Regions from separate parts of the Mus musculus genome. Here region 2 is linked to region 1. A link is a contact called in ENCODE Hi-C data. All regions are on one chromosome and are shown on one strand. The core of a region is the stretch at or near the end of the contact, and the rest is flanking DNA. Distances in the headings are between cores, read along the strand shown. Region 1 holds the start of Dennd2d (DENN/MADD domain containing 2D). Region 2 holds the start of Cd53 (CD53 antigen).

Region 1 (4,340 bases), core at 851-3,350:
CTGGTCACAACTTTAGCACCTGTCAGGTCATATGGGTGTGACTCTTTCATCTTTCTTACTGTCCTCTTGCTTCCTGGGGGATTTCCCCTTCTGGTTCACTGGCTCAGGCTGTTTTGTCTTAGAGATGTGTGTGTGTGTGTGTGTGTGTGTGTGTGTGTGTGTGTGTAAAACACTGGTAGGGAAGACTGTTACGGTGATTCTGGGTTGCTAGCAGTTCAGCAAAGAACACACAACAGCTTTTCAGATCAAGGTTCCCTAAAGTCCCCTCTCTTCCTTCAGGTGGTTGTGGGAGGGGCTTCCTGTTGGAGGAACAAGTATAACCAGACGCCTGACTTCCCTAGAGGAGTGGCTCCTCCCTCAATTAAAATTGAGGATAATAATCCATTCCAGGGCATCCGGGTCAAGTGAGGTGCCTTCTACTATAGAGGAGTTTGATGCATATTGATCCTTCTCGTGCTTTTCTGTGAGAACCCCTTTTGAAAGGGGGAGAAGGAGAAAACACTCTGTTGGATCTTGAGCCTCAGCCCAAAGGTCTTAGTTACTTTTCATTGGTCTGGGATTTCTGACATTGCTGGTCCCTTGTTTCTCCTGATAAAGCAGGAGGAAATGGAGTGAAAAGCCAGCCCCAAGGACTGAGGAAAAGACATTTCCTGAGCTTCTGGGATGACCAGGAAGATGACTCTGGCCCCCCAAGCCATTTGCTCGCCACCCATCCCACTCCACCCACTACCTCTTCCTACCGGGAGATGTTTACTGTGTAATACACCAGAAGGCCTGAGCCTGGATTTGGAACTTTTTATGACGTTCACTTTGTACAGATCCTGTTCATTTTCAATTGCCTCCGAGTGACTTAATGCCTCGGTTTTCCTTTCTGTACTAGGCATGCTCTTGCTCCGTAAGGCAACCAGTAAAGATTATGCAACATGTCTATACAGGCTACAAGTAAGACACAAGTACTTTCTGTGGTGTCTTGCTTCCCCGTTCTCAAGATCCCAACTCTCATCATCTGTACTATGATTGCTGCTTCCGCCACAAGTCAATGTTGGGTTTCTGAGTCCTGCATTTTACCAGTGCCACAGTTTCAGTGCTCTTAGGAGTAGGGTGACAGCCTTCCTTCTTACCATAGCAACACACTCCCTCCCAGAGGGCTGCTAATTCTTTGCAGGAGTGGCAGACACAGGCACCAGATCCTTTTACTTCTTCCCTCCCCATTAAGTTACTTCTGGGCAAAGTCTCCTTCCTCTTATCCTGTACATTTCCTTATTCAGGACTTTCTGTTTAATAACCCAGGGTATCAGCGACTACTTTTCTCCTCTTCCTCAATCTCTAGACATAGTACTGGGCCTGCTGTTTAGCTTGTCCTGGCCCAACCAGAGGAAAGGCTGAGCAGGGGTAGGGGAGGGGTGAAGATGCTCTGTACCCCTACAGCTGCTGATGCAACTAGGCTCCTACTCTAAGCTGGGGACGATTTCCCGAGTCATTGCTTCCTTTTAGTAAAGATGGTGAGAGAAAGGATTCTTCCGGAACCCTGGAATAGTGAGAGAGATTTATGCCTTAGATCAGGAAAGATTGCCAGGGAGGAGTGGGTGAAGTAATCACCTTCACAGCTATTCTGTATATCTGGGCCTCTCAGAGGTGGGCCTCTCCTGTTACAAGTTATTAGTACATTTAGAGAATGAGTGGGCAAGTCTACTTATCTGAATCAGGGCAATCTGGCATCTTGGCTGCAAGAAGTGTTCAGTCCTGGGTTCCTGAAGATCCTTGATGTTTTAGATTCGCCAGTTGGCCTGGTGGGACTTTGCAGCTCCCGACGATTGCTTGAAAAGGTGATCGTGAGCAGTGGAGGATGAGGGATGTAAAATACCTGTGCTGTGCCCCACGAGGCACTGGAGTCCATAGTCTGATCTTCACAGGCATCCCTCGCTGCCTGGGTTTGTAAATAAACTCACCACATGGTCTGCAAGCACTGGAATTGAAAGCCCTTGGCCCAGAAGCAGCTGTGCCTTGAGATGTTTGCTCATGACCTTTTCTGTTACCACACCCTGGGGCTCTTGGGAGGAGCCAAGAGCTGAGTTGTAGTGCCAGGATGCTGCTTCTGTCAGTGCCCACACTAAGCTGCCTCGTGGGTCCTTTCACATCCTTCTTGCTCAATTACGGAGTACACAGGATGGAAACTGCTCTCTGCCTTTGGGAGACAGCGTGTGGCTCAGCTCAATAAAGTTGTGATTGGAGACCAAGGCAGAAGGCACTTTCTCAGGCTTTCTGTGGCCAGCCTGAAGGAGAAAGAACATCCATGCCCCCAAAGCTCAGAATGATGGAAGGACAAGGGGTAGGCCGAACCCTCAGGCTGCTCCGAAATCGCTTGCCACGACTTCGAGCAGGTCAGAACTGGATTGCCTACTTCCTTTTTCGGATGATCTTTTTATGGGCTGATTCCTGCTGTAGTGATCCTCTTTTTCCTTTATATGCTCAAACCCACATGGCCCCCATGTGGTCAAGCCAGGAGGATTGCCTTATCAGTTTGCAGAGCTAGTCCCGTCTGTTGCAGAGGTCTTGCTATAATTACCAAAAAATGCCCTATGGGTCTACTCTGATTATTTAGTGCAAATTTACTCAGGGCTCACAAAATACCCAGAACTGTTGCATCAGGCAGACTATACAGTGTCAGGCATCAGGCCTCCAAGAACCTCCACAGCATGGCATGGCTCCTCGGTTCTACATCAGTGTTTTCTTTTCTTCCTGTGTCACTCCACAGTTTCAAGTTTCCCAGGGCAGGTATGGAAATTGCCCCCTTGGCTCTGATCCTGCCTGGTGGTGCCTGGTCAGGCTTGGCACTGTAGCCTTGAGGCATGGTTGTTGCCCAGATTCTCGCTCGCACTACAGAATGGAGGAGTGGAAAGAATACTCAAGAGACCCTTGCATCTCCATTTTAGGACAATCCCAGAACAATCCTGGGGAAGCTGTCACAGAGCCAGAAAGGATCCAGGAGCATTCTCCATCTAGCTTTGCTGGAGGCCAGCACTTCTTTGAATACCTTCTTGTTGTTTCTTTAAAGAAAAAGCGTTTAGGGGATGACTATGAGCCCACGATCACTTACCAGTTTCCCAAGGTAAGGATGGAGGGAGAAGTGGGGCCTGAGGATGGAGGTGGGAGGACGAAGGTGTGTTTAAAAGGTAATAGAGGAGTTCTATGTCTTACCACGCTGCCTGGGCTCTAGCCCTGAGCTCACTGCTCTAGTTTCCTTTGTAGCCCAGCCCTAGTTTTCTGTAATCACCCAGAGAATCTAGGTCTGACTGCTTTGTGAAGGACTGACTGAAACTCTGGAGCAGGGAAACAATGCTCTTGCCCCTGTGGGAAACCTTCAGTTCTTCCAAATTCCACCTCAGTCACCTTTTCCTACAGGAAAACTCAGCTTCTGCTGGAACTACTAAGAAGGGATGGCCTTCCTGGTTGTGTGGTAGAGAATCAAGCAGGCCCCCGACTCAAGCACAGCCTAAGATCAGTCTCCCAAAGTATTAGATCTCTTCTTGCCTGATCATGCACTGGGTGAGGCGTAATGTCCCCTTCTTACCAGCCTCTCTTGTTAGAAGGTTTAGCAACTGGAAGGGTTGCTTCTTTTCTATGATGTGGTTTCTCTCTGATGCCACCCTCTCAGGAGGTTGGTCCAGCTGACCTTTCTAATCTTCTTTTTGAATATGTAAATCCTCAGGATACTGAATTCCAACCCAAGGTTACATTGATGTGGCCCAGAACAAATTGCTTTCTCTTTGAGGTTCTTCCAGCTAGACTTAGAGTTCAGACTGTATGGTACCAACCAAAGGCACCTTTGTACCCCATGTTGGTCAGAAAGAAGGCTGACAGGCTTCTGACCTCTGCTTCTTTGCCTAAATTCCACTGTCTTTTCCTGACAGAGGGAGAACCTGCTCCGAGGTCAGCAGGAGGAGGAGGACCGGTTGCTCAGTGCCATCCCTTTGTTCTGCTTCCCTGATGGAAATGAGTGGGCACCACTCACAGAGTATCCCAGGTAACCACTCAGCCTGCAGGAAAGGGTATCAGATTTGGATAGAAGGGCAAATGCGTGGCTCTTGTCCCCTCACCTGGTATGAATGCTGAGTTTTTGCCAGGGAAATATTTTGCTTGGGATCCTTTAGACAAATGATTGAAGCTGTGACTTGACTTTCTCTCTGAAGACTTTAAAGAGTCTCTTACCTCTTCCTAGAAGAAGAAATTGCCTTTTAAAAATGTTTTTATTTATTTATCTTTTTCTACTCTGGACTGGAGAGAAAGACTTTGGCCTCTACAATAAGGAAATGGTTCTTGCTTGCATCATGAACACTGGA
Region 2 (4,340 bases), core at 1,069-3,568, 300 kb after region 1:
ATGCTTGTTGGTGTATAAAGTGCTGTGAGCTGATTATCAGCAAAAGCCAAACCACTATAACCAAACCAATATACTAGTCATTGGATAGAAACTGGAAGGAGGGGAACGGCTATAACTTCACAAAAAGCTTTACCTTTCCTTCTGATCATGTGAAATATCCAGGCTAGAAGGAATCTGTGCCCTAACTCAAAGCCACATTCAACCAAAATTATTGTATTTAAGTCTCAGACTCTGCCCTTTGATACACCCAGCACTTGTCTGTTGAGTAAACTTGCCATATACTTTCAGTTGCCTAGTAGGAAAAAGGGCTTGGTGCTTCCTGTGACCATGTGATTAGTCTCTCTTGCTTAATTTCATTTCTACCATGCCTGTGGCAGGAAGTGGGGGAGTAATACTTCTTTGAGTACATATGTAGTGCCTTGTAACTGGAAATGTTAATGGTTCCAGTCTCTATAATACATTCATAGTAGTCTTCTCTCTGAGGGAGTCTTTGGAAAACTCCTGAACTCCTGTATATTGTGTGCACTCTCCCTACTTTATAGAAAAGAGCATATTATTTTGTGTTATGTGTGTCCTAATATCTGCCCTCCATGGTAATCTCTTTGTGATTGACAACCACATCCGTTAACTTTGTGTTTCTAGAACCTGAGCACAGTGCCTGGCTGTTGGGACATTGCAGGGTAGTGGGGAATGAGGAAGCTAAGCACTAGTCTGAGGCTTCTAGGCAGTCAGAGGACATAGAAGATATCAAAACAACAGAGGTTTTCCTTTATATATTTGCCTCTTGCTAACAAAAAACTTGAAATCCTTTGAGTGGTAGTGAGGTAGTTGTGTTGGCCTAGGCTGTGAATCACTTCCTGTGAGCATAAAGATAAGCAAACATCATATCTAAAAGCAAAATAACCTTAACTGGCCCACACAGGAAACCACATTTCAGTTTGGCATCTGCTCTTAATCAACCAGTTTCAAAGCAGTGAAGATTTGGATCGAGATTGAGAAAGCAAAACATTGCTCACACAGCAGATAAAATTCTTCTCTGGCTCAATCTTCTAATAGATATGATTACCAAGAAAAGCTCCTCATGGAAAAAACTATTACTGGGCAAATTCTCCATTCTTCTTCATTTCTCCTCTGTATCAACAGTATACTGTCAGACATCAAAGGGTGCCTAACCCATGGTTTTTAACTTAGTTCACTTAGGTCACTATTTATAAACATAAGGTTTAGTAGCCTCTGAGGGTGGCTCTGACAAGCTGCAACTAACTCCCAATCATCTCCCTTGAATTTTAGGTGAGAAAATGTGGACATGGATACTTTACTTTCTCCCTTTTAGATTATAATCAAATGAGCTCTTCACAGCTCTTGGACCAAGAAAGACCTGATACAGACATTTTGTATTGACCAAAGCTTGACTATCATTTTGCTGAATACTTACACCCTAGAATGGCTTGCAAGTTGGAAACTATTACTGTATCAAGTTATGTGGGTTTCCTCTCTGCTGCACATTTTATGTGAAATTTGTCAATGTTCAAGCTTTGTGTATCACAGACCATTTAAAGTGAAGAAAGAAGCCCTTCAGATCACAATGTTTACCTTCCCCCAAACTAAGCCATAGGAATAAAATACATGAAGTACATTGCAGAACACCTATGTTGCAGGTTTTTTGTATCTATCTTATATCAAAACATGACATTCTCAGCACTAACTTTCCTTTAAAATGTTTTCAAACAAAGACAACATGTCTTCTGGCTACTGTTCTAAATCACTCTGGTTATGATTTTCCTCCCTGCTCTAAAATGAAACTTCAAGTTTTTGAAGAAAAAACAACATAGAAGATCTCCCCAATTTCATCTCATCTCACCTCAAAAACTTCAAGCATTAGAAACCACCATATACAGTAAGCAATTCAAGTGGCATAATAATGTAAGCTTATGAATACTTAGGCCCAAAGAGATATCAGAAAATAAAACACCAATTAAATCAAAGTATTTCTAGCCCAGTTGCCTAAGGGAAGTGCTGATCTAAATATTTGTAAACACATCACATTTTAAAGTTACTAAAGGGATGTGTGGAGACTCTCAAAATGCTATGTGCCTTATTAGCTGATTTAGAGCTGTTAAAAGTCATAAATCTTACCTTTTGAAGGCAGTGTCCCTCAGTACTTCAGGTAGAATTCACTGATTATCTTTTAGGTGGCCAGCACAGCCTGTAACCCAGAAGTCTATGTCTATTTGTGTAAAAGGAGAAGTGAAGAGAGAAAAAATACAATCATGCTGTGACGACAGGAAACCCAAGCGAGAAGAGTGAGGAAGTGAGACTGAGTGTTCTCTCTTAGGCTCAGATAGTCAACTGTTCCTCAGTGAACTTGCAGAGGCTTCCACTCCCAGCCTATTCTAAGCTGGTTTCTGGAAGCTAAAGAAGGTCTGACACACCAATCTGAGTTCTGGTGAACTTTACAGTAATTTGAGTGATATTTCCTGGCCATAGAACAGTGCTTCTCAATTGAAGCAGCAACTACAAAATACCCGTGGGTCTGTTTCTGTGTATGTGTCCCCACCGTTTGACCACAAACTATACTACTAAACCATACTGACCAAGCCAGCATGGTACTGGAATGAAACCATACTTGTAGATCAATATAGCATAGTAGAGGACACAGAGATAAACTTGTGTAGGATTGAATATCTACTTTTGGACAAAGGTGTATCAAAACATGAACTAGAAAAACAAAAATGCAGCTGGAGAGATCGCTCAGCAGTTAAGAGCACTGACTGCTCTTCCAGAAGTCCTGAGTTTAATTCCCAGCAGCCACATGGTGGCTCACAACCATCTATAAATGGGATCTAATGCCCTCTTCTGGTGTGCCTGAAGACAGCTACAGTATATACATATACATATACATATACATATACATTATACATATACACACACATACACATACACATACACATACACATACACATACACATATACATATACATATACATATACATAATAAGTAAACAAATCTTGTTTAAAAAAAAACTATCTTGGGTATTCTAGGTTTCTGGGCTAATATCCACTTATCAGTGAGTGCATATCAAAGGATTTCTTTTGTGATTGGGTTATCTCACTCAGGGTGATACTCCAGATCCATCCATTTGCCCAAGAATTTCATAAATTCATTGTTTTTAAAAGCTGAGTAGTGCTCCATTGTGTAAATGTACCATATTTTCTGTATCCATTCCTCTGTTTAGGGACATCTGGGTTCTTTTCAGCTTCTGGCTATTATAAATAGGTCTGCTATGAACATAGTGGACCATGTGTCCTTTTTACCAGTTAGAACATCTTCTGGGTATATGCCCAGGAGAGGTATTGCTAGATCTACTGGTAGTACTATGTCCAGTTTTCTGAAGAACCGCCAAACTGATTTCCAGAGTGGTTGTACCAGTTTGCAATCCCACCAGCAATGGAGGAGTGTTCATCTTTCTCCACATCCTCCCCAGCATCTGCTGTCACATGAATTTTTGATCCTAGCCATTCTGACTGGTGTGAGATGGAATCTCAGGGTTCTTTTGATTTGCATTTCTCTGATGATTAAGAATGTTGAATATTTTTTCAAGTGCTTCTCAGCCCTTCCATATTCCTCAGTCAAAAATTCTTTGTTTAGTTCTGTAACCCATTTTTAATGGGGTTATTTGAATTTCTAGAGTTCAGCTTAGTGAGCTCTTTGTATATAATGGATATTAGTCCCATATCAGATTTAGGATTGGTAAAAATTCTTTCCCAATCTGTTGGTGGCCTTTTTGTCTTATTGACAATATCTTTTGCCCTATAGAAGCTTTGCAATTTTATGAGGTCCCATTTGTCGATTCTTGATCTTACAGCACAAGCCATTGCTGTTCTGTTTAGGAATTTTTCCCCCGTGCCCATATCTTCGAGGGTTTTCTGCACTTTCTCCTCTATAAATTTCACAACTTCCAAAACACAAGAAAATCAAGAAGGAAGACCAACGCATGGATAATTCATTCCTCCCTAGAATAAGGAATAAAATATCCATGGAAAGAGTTGCAGAGACAAAGTTTGGAGCTAAGACGAAAGGATGGATCATCCAGAGACTGCCCCACTTGGGGCCCATCCCAGAATCAGCCACCAAACGCAGACACTTCTGCAAAATTTTGCTGAAAGGACCCTGATATAGCTGTCTCCTGTGAGGCTTTGCCAGTGCCTGGCAAATACAGAAATGGATGCTCACAGTCATCTATAGGATGGAACACAGGGCCCCCAACGTAGGAGCTAGAAAAAGTACCCAAAAGCTGAAGGAGTCTGGAACCCTATAGGTGGAACAACAATATGAACTA

The links. Hi-C counts contacts between places; a loop is a spot of excess contacts on that map.
Region 2: a loop to region 1 is called in a map of T-helper 17 cell, with 2.4 times the contacts of the local background. The contact joins the promoter of Cd53 here to the promoter of Dennd2d in region 1. A Hi-C loop is called at or near these places in 2 of 37 maps with a recorded cell type or tissue (T-helper 17 cell and regulatory T cell).

Annotation. Positions count from the first base shown.
Region 1 is chr3:106,483,940-106,488,279 of GRCm38, forward strand. Dennd2d (DENN/MADD domain containing 2D) reads left to right here and starts at 2,101. Exons shown (of 12, transcript NM_028110.2): 1 at 2,101-2,381; 2 at 2,934-3,109; 3 at 3,912-4,024. The coding sequence starts at 2,294. 2010016I18Rik (RIKEN cDNA 2010016I18 gene) reads right to left here and starts at 1,974. Exons shown (of 2, transcript NR_033207.1): 1 at 1,865-1,974.
Region 2 is chr3:106,787,831-106,792,170 of GRCm38, forward strand. It overlaps Cd53 (CD53 antigen), which reads right to left and starts at 2,319. Exons shown (of 8, transcript NM_007651.3): 1 at 2,137-2,319.